Regions from separate parts of the Homo sapiens genome. Here regions 2 and 3 are each linked to region 1. Evidence: read pairs that join two places in POLR2A ChIA-PET (ENCODE). Cell type or tissue: CD4-positive, alpha-beta T cell. All regions are shown on one strand.

Region 1 (2,500 bases):
CCGGCCAGATTGTTGCTATTAAGCAAGTTCCTGTGGAATCAGACCTCCAGGAGATAATCAAAGAAATCTCTATAATGCAGCAATGTGACAGGTAAAGGCATGTGGGCTTCCTTTGGGGAGAATGTGGTTTTGAATTAGCTATGATTGTGTAGAGTTTGATACCTAGAGACACATTTACTTAGATATTTTGCAGAAGGGAGAATTCGATGGAATCACTGTGCATTTTCTTTTCAGAAAAAAATATGATGATAATGGTTGTTTTTGTAGCTAAACCTCCGTAATTTTTATGCATGGTGTTTTGTTTTTTTTTTTCAATTTTTCTTTTTTTTTTTTTCTGAGACAAAGTCTCGCTCTGTCGCCCAGGCTGGGGTGCAGTGGTGCAATCTCGGCTCATTGCAACCTCCACCTCCCAGGTTCAAGTGATTCTTGTGCCTCAGCCTCCCGAGTAGCTGGGACTACAGGCATGTGCCACTACGCCCAGCTAATATTTTTGTATTTTTAGTAGAGATGGAATTTCACCATATTCGTCAGGCTGATCTCAAATTCCTGACCATAAATGATCTGCCTGCCTCGGCCAAGTCCCAAAGTACTGGGATTACAGGAGTGAGCCACCATACCTGGCTTTTTTCTTTTCTTCAGTGAGCCCTTTTAGAAACTAGGAAGAAGAGGCAGAAGGTGGTGCTTGCTTTTTTTTGTGTGTGTGATAATGATCTTTTTTACTTCCTATTGAGAAAACATTTCTGCAGAGATAGCCAAGAACAGATAATTCAAATGTTTTTTAGTTCTAGAAACCTTAGAATATCAGGTAAATCTATAAAAAAAGAGTAGTTATGTATATACTACTGTTTGTTCCTTCACATTAAAAAAAATTATTCTAGCTGAGAGTACCTACGTATTTATTTTTGAGGAACTAAGATTTGTCAAATGTTGTAAGCAGGAAGTCAGACCAAAAGACAACCACAGAAAACCACGTGGTTTGCTCTGAAATTCCATGACAACATGGGTTGGTCACTGATAGAGCAGGCTTCCCCAGCACTATTTAGATTAGAGACAAACACAAAGTTAGGGGCAATGCCAGCTCTAGGGAGCTGAAGATGGGTGAGAAATTCTCTCAGTTGAAGCTGCATTCATTCTTCTGAAGGCTTTTTGGTCAGCAGATCAACTTAGTACCTGCTGTTTGCAAAACTTCTACATTAGGGTTTAGGTGGGGCTACCTACCAAAAAATTAGTCCAGAAGCCTTTCAGTCTCACAGACTTGGGAATGTAGTCCTTTCTTTTTTCTCTCCCTTCTTTTTTTTTCCCTTCTATTTTTGTGATTACTGTCTACTAGATAAAATCCCCATTTTTCTTGATTGGATTGACCAGATGAAGGTGGCAGTTTTCCATTTGCTCCTTTTTCAGATACATTTTGGAAGTTCTTTCCATTTGGCAAATTGGGACTTTGTCACTTTCGATAGACTGTGCGGGAGCTGTGTTCCAAACAGAGTATGGAAATGTCTTTAATTAAAGAAGAGATATTTTCAAGCGTCTACTCTGTGCTAAGCACTGTAAGGAATACAGTGAAATACAGAGCAGAGTCCTTGTGCTTTGGGAGTTTATAGACTAATTGGACAGGCTAAGTATATATATATGTAGAGGAGAATCTAGCCAACAGTGCAAGTCTATAGAGAACATATTCCAGTAGTAAATACTTGATAGTAATGGCCTACAGTATTTAACTCCTGTCAGTACTGTATTACAGGGAGAGTAAATGTGTTGATATTTACCTTAGACACTTTTTTCATTAATATTTAATGTGTGTGTGTGTTTTGCTGTCCTTGTCACTGGCATGTTTCCTAAGGTTTGAAGAGGAAATTGTAAGAGTTCTGAGTTAATGAAGCCAATTTGGTTTTAACATCAGTTGTTAGGAAACTTCATTTGGCCATGATAACAATCTAGCCAGTTAAAGCTGGCAGCTCTCAGAGGGCACATTATTTTATTTTAATAGGATATTTGATTTTTCTCTGAATTTCTTGTTTGGTATCTCTCTTCCAGCTTGAGACCTAAAATTCCAGGTTTGATCCTGAACATTTTTTCTTTATAATAGATTGTAGTATGTGTATGTTTTTATTACAAAGTACATATGACTTCTTAGAAAAATTCAAATGAAAAGAAAAGAAAATCACTTTTCCCTTTGGAGAAATCATCATTTTTTCTTTTTTTTGAGACGGAGTCTCCTCACTCTGTTGCCCAGGCTGGAGTGCAGTGGCGCGATCTCGACTCACTGCAAGCTCCGGCTCCTGGGTTCATGCCATTCTCCTGCCTCAGCCTCCTGAGTAGTTGGGACTACAGGGCCTGCCACCACGCCAGGCTAATTTTTTTGTATTTTTAGTAGAGACGGGGTTTCACCATGTTAGCCAGGATGGTCTCGATCTCCTGACCTCGGGATCCGCCCACCTCGGCCTCCCAAAGTGCTGGGATTACAGATGTGAGCCACTGCGCCTGGCTGAAATCATCATTC
Region 2 (2,500 bases), 220 kb before region 1:
TTTTTTTATAGACAGAAAGTATGAAAAAATAAAGTCACGTAAGTGTCTGGGGACTGAAAGGTATACCCACTATTCTTGCAAAACCAAAGACCCTTAATTAACAGCACAGAGGCTATGGTCTAGACCAGGGGTCCCTAACCTTTTTAGCACCAGGGACCAGTTTTGTGGAAGACAATTTTTCCATGGACTGGGGCAGGGAGTGGGGGATGGTTTTGGGATGAAACTGCTCCACCTCAGATCATCAGGCATTAGTTAGATTCTCACAAGGAGCTTGCAACCTAGATCCCTCTCATGCACAGTTCACAGCAGGGTTCATGCTCCTATGAGAATCTAATGTCATCACTGATCTGACAGGAGGCAGAGCTCAGGCGGTAACGCTCGCTCGCCCACCGCTCACCTGCTCTGCAGCCTGGTTCCTAAGAGGCCAGGGACCAGTACCCCTGGGGGAGGCCCCTGGGGTTGGGGACCCCTGACCTCTTTCACACTGGTGACATGGCCTTTCCTCCATGCCCCTGGGTCTCTTTTCCACCCTACCCTCCCAGCCATCTAGGGGGCCAGCCTCCATTTTGTAAGGAGTGTCTGGGCTCCAAAAGCCTGAGAAATGGTGGGGGTCTCACGGATTCCAGGCATGGAAGGAGCGCAGCCTCCCAGGCAGAGGGAGGCCCTCTGCAGCCTGAAATTGAAAGTTTCCTCCAACGTCATCATTGTCTGCTTCTCAGTTCCTGGTGGGATTGTGAGCAGACAATGGGGAACTGGCAGGCCTGGTAATTAGCGGTAATTGTTTATAATATCTGGGCGGCTGCCTGATTTCCTATCCCAGGGAGCCTTGCTAGCTGCCAAGGAACCCGGCTGACGCCCCAGAAACCCTGAATAGGTTATCACGTCCTCCTGGGGGCTGGAGGAAGGAGGAATAAAGTGGTGGCTGGGCCCTACTAGGCCAGAAATCCAACTGCGGGTCTTCCCTGGAGTACACAAGAAGGCAGAGGCCGCAAAATCAAATCTGCCTCTACAACTCACTAGCCAACTGCTTGCTGTGTGACCTCTGACAAGTTGTTATTGTCTCTGCATTTCAATGTTCTTATCTGCAAATGAAATCACACTGCCTCATGGACAGTGTCTGGCCTTTTTGTTGGCCAGTGCCTGTGCTGTCTCAGTTTCAAATGTTTTTCAAAATTTCTGCTTACGGCATCCATGAGCACAGGGGTATAAAAGAGCTTATTGCATTAAGTGCTGCATATGTGCTACAACTTTGACAAGTCCTTGTATGCAACAGGAGCTCAATAGATGTTCACTGCCAAACCCTACAGCAGGACTTACACTGGGAAAATAAAGGATGGAGTGAAGACTGGATTTGGCATAACGCAGACCCTGGATGCCAGTACTGTACAACCTGTGGCAAGTGTCTTAACCTCTCTGAGCTGCAGTTTCCTCATGTAGAAAATGGGAATAAATAGTAATTACCTTGCCGAGTTGTTGGGGAGAGTCAGAGAGCTAGTGTAGGCAAGGTGCTTTAGCACAGAGGACCTGCTGAGTGAATCAAAGGGTGAGATACCATGGCCTGCTGGGCCTGCTGCCTGGCCTGGGAGAGCCTCCTTGCCACATTCTTGGCATTTTCATGGCATTTCAGATTCTAGACCTGTTAGTAAGTACAGCATCTGGATGCCTGAGAATAAGCCCAAGCCATTCTGGGGAGTACTGCAGCAGCGGGTCCCTTCCAGGGACGTGTGCCACTTGGACAGGCGCAAAGCCCTGTAACAGGATTACAACCCATGTTCTGCTGGCCTTTTATTTTGTGTTAATGGTGAAATGAGATTCCCTGCATTTCAAATCCTATTACTTTTGTTTGTGGAGCTGAAACCCATTGGTCTTTTATTATTAACCTCTGAGCTTGGTTTGGCCCCTGGATTTTCTGTGTTCTTGATGGTGAAAGAAGTAACTGGCTCACGCAGGGGTTTGACTCCATTCTCTTTTCCAGATGGATCACTCGTCTCAACAGCATCAGAAATTAAAAGGTTGCACAGCCCTTGTGGTGATTATAGGTTATGTGATTCTCAAAGGTTTAGGAGTTTACGGGTTCCCTGTCCATCCATTCACTACATGCTCACCTATCCATCCATCCATCCATTTATCCATCCATCCATCCACCTATCACTTCATCCATCCATCCATTTATCCATCCATCCATTTATCCATCCATCCATCCATTTATCCATCCATCCATCCATTTATCCATCCATCCATCCATCCATCCACCCATCCATCCGTCCATCCATTTATCCATCCATCCATCCATCCATTTATGCATCCATTTATCCATCCATCCATCCATCCATCCATCCATCCATCCATTTATCCATCCATCCATCCATCCACCCATCCATCCATCCGTCCATCCATTCATCCATCCATCCATCCTCCCACAAACTCACCAAGCCTACAATGCAATCAATTCTGCTGTAACATGAAATATACATTTCTAAAAATTACTGTGCAACGCAAA
Region 3 (2,500 bases), 1.0 Mb after region 1:
TGCCGTAATCCCAGCTATTCAGGAGGCTGAGCCAGGACAATAGCTTGAACCCGGGAGGCAGAGGTTGCGGTGAGCCGAGATCACGCCATTGCCTTCCAGCCTGGGGAACAACAGCGGAAACTCTTGTCTCAAACAAACAAACAAAAAGTCCTAAGGAGAAGACCTATTAATAAGGAGAAAAGGTCCGGGCTCGGTGGGTCACACCTGTAATAACCAGCACTTTGGGAGGCTGAGGCCGGTGGATCACTTGAGGTCAGGAGTTCGAGACCAGCCTGGCCAACATGGTGAAACTGTCTCTACTAAAAATACAAAATTTCACTGGGTGTGGTGGCGCGCGCCTGTAGTCCCAGCTACTCGAGAGGCTGAGGCAGGAGAATCGCTTGAAGCCCAGAGGCGGAGGTTGCCGAGATTGTGCCATTGCGACAAGAGAGAAACTCCGCTTCAAAAAATAAATAAATAAATAAAAATAAAAAGGACAAAGGGTGCTTTGAGCTGTTATTTGTGTGCACTTGTGTATGAGGGGATTCATCTGGTCCTTTTCTTAGGTAAAGTTTTCTTTCCTAGGTTTCCCTTTTGGGTTGAGGGAATGGAACAGGAGGCCTCTGGATAGGTTAGGACCCTCATCCCCTATCCCTTGCAACCAGCAGGACCAGGCCCCAGAGCAGCTCTGAAGAGCTAGGTCAGCACTGGCATGATGACATGTTGGTTTTACTATCTCCAGGCAGTTTTCCCGTGTGGACCCCATTCCTCAGCCCTACAGAAGCATCTGCCCCCTCATGCCAGTAGGGTAGTAGGGTGCATCCTACATCTGACCAAGTCACCTCTCCCAAGTTTGGGGTACTCCGAAGTAGCCCCACAGTACCCTCATTCCCTTCCCCACTAAGACTGAAGCCTCCTAGGAGGTAGAGTCTGCAGTGAACTATGAGTGCGCCACTGCACTCTGGCTTTGGTGAGAGAGTGAGACCCTGTCTATTAAAAAGAAAAAAAAAAGACTCAACCTTAATCCTGGCCTTTGCCACAGCATCACAAGATTGCAGAATGTCATGGTACAGATGAAACAGACTCATCATGAAACCGAAGAGGAGCCCAAGGCCCAGAGGGGGAAAGCTAACAGCCCAAGGTCTCGGCTCCTTGGAAACAACATACCAGAACCCTTCCATCACAAAGACAAGCAGGCAAATCCTTGTATTCTGCCTGTGAATCCAGGGTTTGTTCCTCCAGAGAGTGCAGTCTAGTTCTGGTCTCAGCTTTATTTTTTTGTTTTCTCTTTAAAATTTGTTTTATCTTTTAAAAAATTGTTTATAAAGATGGGGACTAGCTATTTTGCCCAGGCTGGTCTCGAACTCCATGGCCCCAGCTTAGAGAGACTTATGGAAGCAGTGAAGGGGCTCTGGGTCAGAGGACATTAAAGTGGACCATTGAGAAAAATGTAGAAGAGCCAAGAGGGAAAGAGGAGGGAAGATGCCAGGCAGTGTGTGTGCTTTCTGAGTCATGTTTTGTTTTTTTTTTTAATTTGCTTCCACAGAGCTTTATTTCCATTTGGATCAAGGCTTGGAAGAAGGCTCCAGGGTAATTAAAAAGCTGCCTAGTGGCTGGAGGGAGAGGCTTAGGCAGAAGCCCTGATACTTTGGGAGGGGCCCTTAAGGCTCCCAGTCGTGCTTGAGGGTGGGTGAGCCTTTCCAAGAGAACCCCACCCAGGCCAGCCTGGGGGCCAGCCACCCTGGGAAGGTTGGTCAAGTGGTCGCCCATCTTGATGAGTTTCACTTCCTCATCTAAGAAGTGACTCTCTAGGAAGTCACAGAGATGGAGGTCTGTGCGGGCAGGACTCAGGGCTTGAAGATCCAAAAGCGGCCTGGTTCAGATTTTTCTCCAGGGCCATGGCGGCTTCCGTGGCATTCAGGGTTTTTAAAATTTATTTATTTATTATTATTTTTTTTTTGTCACCCAGGCTGGAGTGCAGTGGTGTGATCTCAGCTCACTGCAACATCTGCCTCCCAGGTTCAAGCGATCCACCTCAGCCTCCTTAGTAGCTGGGACTACAGGCGTGTGCCACCACACCTGGCTAATTTTTTTTGTATTTTTAGTAGAGATACAATTTCACCACGTTGGCCAGACTGGTCTTGAACTCCTGACCTCAACTGACCCACCTGCCTTGGCTTCCCAAAGTGCTGGGATTACAAGCATGAGCCACCACGTCCAGCCGTGTCCAGGGTCTTATCTAACTCAATTTGGGCCAGTTTCTGGATGTCCTGGAAGAGAATGCAGCCGCCATACTGGTTTTGCATCTTTAAGGCACCCTTGCGCTTCTCCTCGGCCAATTCGTGGAAGAAGTGACCCACGCCCTCCCAAGCCACATCGTCACAGTGTAAGTAGAAGCCCAGAGAGAGGCAGATGAGGAGGCCTGCAGGTGCAAATTGAGCAGGTGGTTCACGGCTGCCTCCACCTCAGTGGAATAATTCTGACGAATCTGGGAGCTCATGGGCTGGTAAGAAGGAGCTAA

What was found. Peaks named below come from ENCODE experiments on the same cell type or tissue, not always from the same donor. Only the 100,000 strongest peaks of a DNase experiment are listed, where the experiment ranks them.
Region 2: POLR2A ChIA-PET joins it to region 1 with 6 read pairs; 3 of 35 experiments call an interaction of 5 or more read pairs at or near these places.
Region 3: POLR2A ChIA-PET joins it to region 1 with 5 read pairs; 1 of 35 experiments calls an interaction of 5 or more read pairs at or near these places.

Annotation. Positions count from the first base shown.
Region 1 is chr20:44,978,481-44,980,980 of GRCh38, forward strand. It overlaps STK4 (serine/threonine kinase 4), which reads left to right. Exons shown (of 11, transcript NM_006282.5): 3 at 1-91. Among named protein-coding and RNA genes, the nearest start is that of STK4, 13 kb to the left of the region's middle. In CD4-positive, alpha-beta T cell, no CTCF peak of the experiment used is centred here; DNase peaks (open chromatin) are centred at 111 and 991; H3K4me3 peaks cover 1,600 bases; H3K27ac peaks cover 2,500 bases.
Region 2 is chr20:44,761,841-44,764,340 of GRCh38, forward strand. The region is part of intron 2 of RIMS4 (regulating synaptic membrane exocytosis 4); the gene reads right to left. Among named protein-coding and RNA genes, the nearest start is that of KCNK15-AS1, 17 kb to the left of the region's middle. In CD4-positive, alpha-beta T cell, no CTCF peak of the experiment used is centred here; no DNase peak of the experiment used is centred here.
Region 3 is chr20:45,973,597-45,976,096 of GRCh38, forward strand. It overlaps the pseudogene FTLP1. Among named protein-coding and RNA genes, the nearest start is that of ZNF335, 2.6 kb to the left of the region's middle. RefSeq lists an enhancer at 1,687-2,223. In CD4-positive, alpha-beta T cell, no CTCF peak of the experiment used is centred here; no DNase peak of the experiment used is centred here.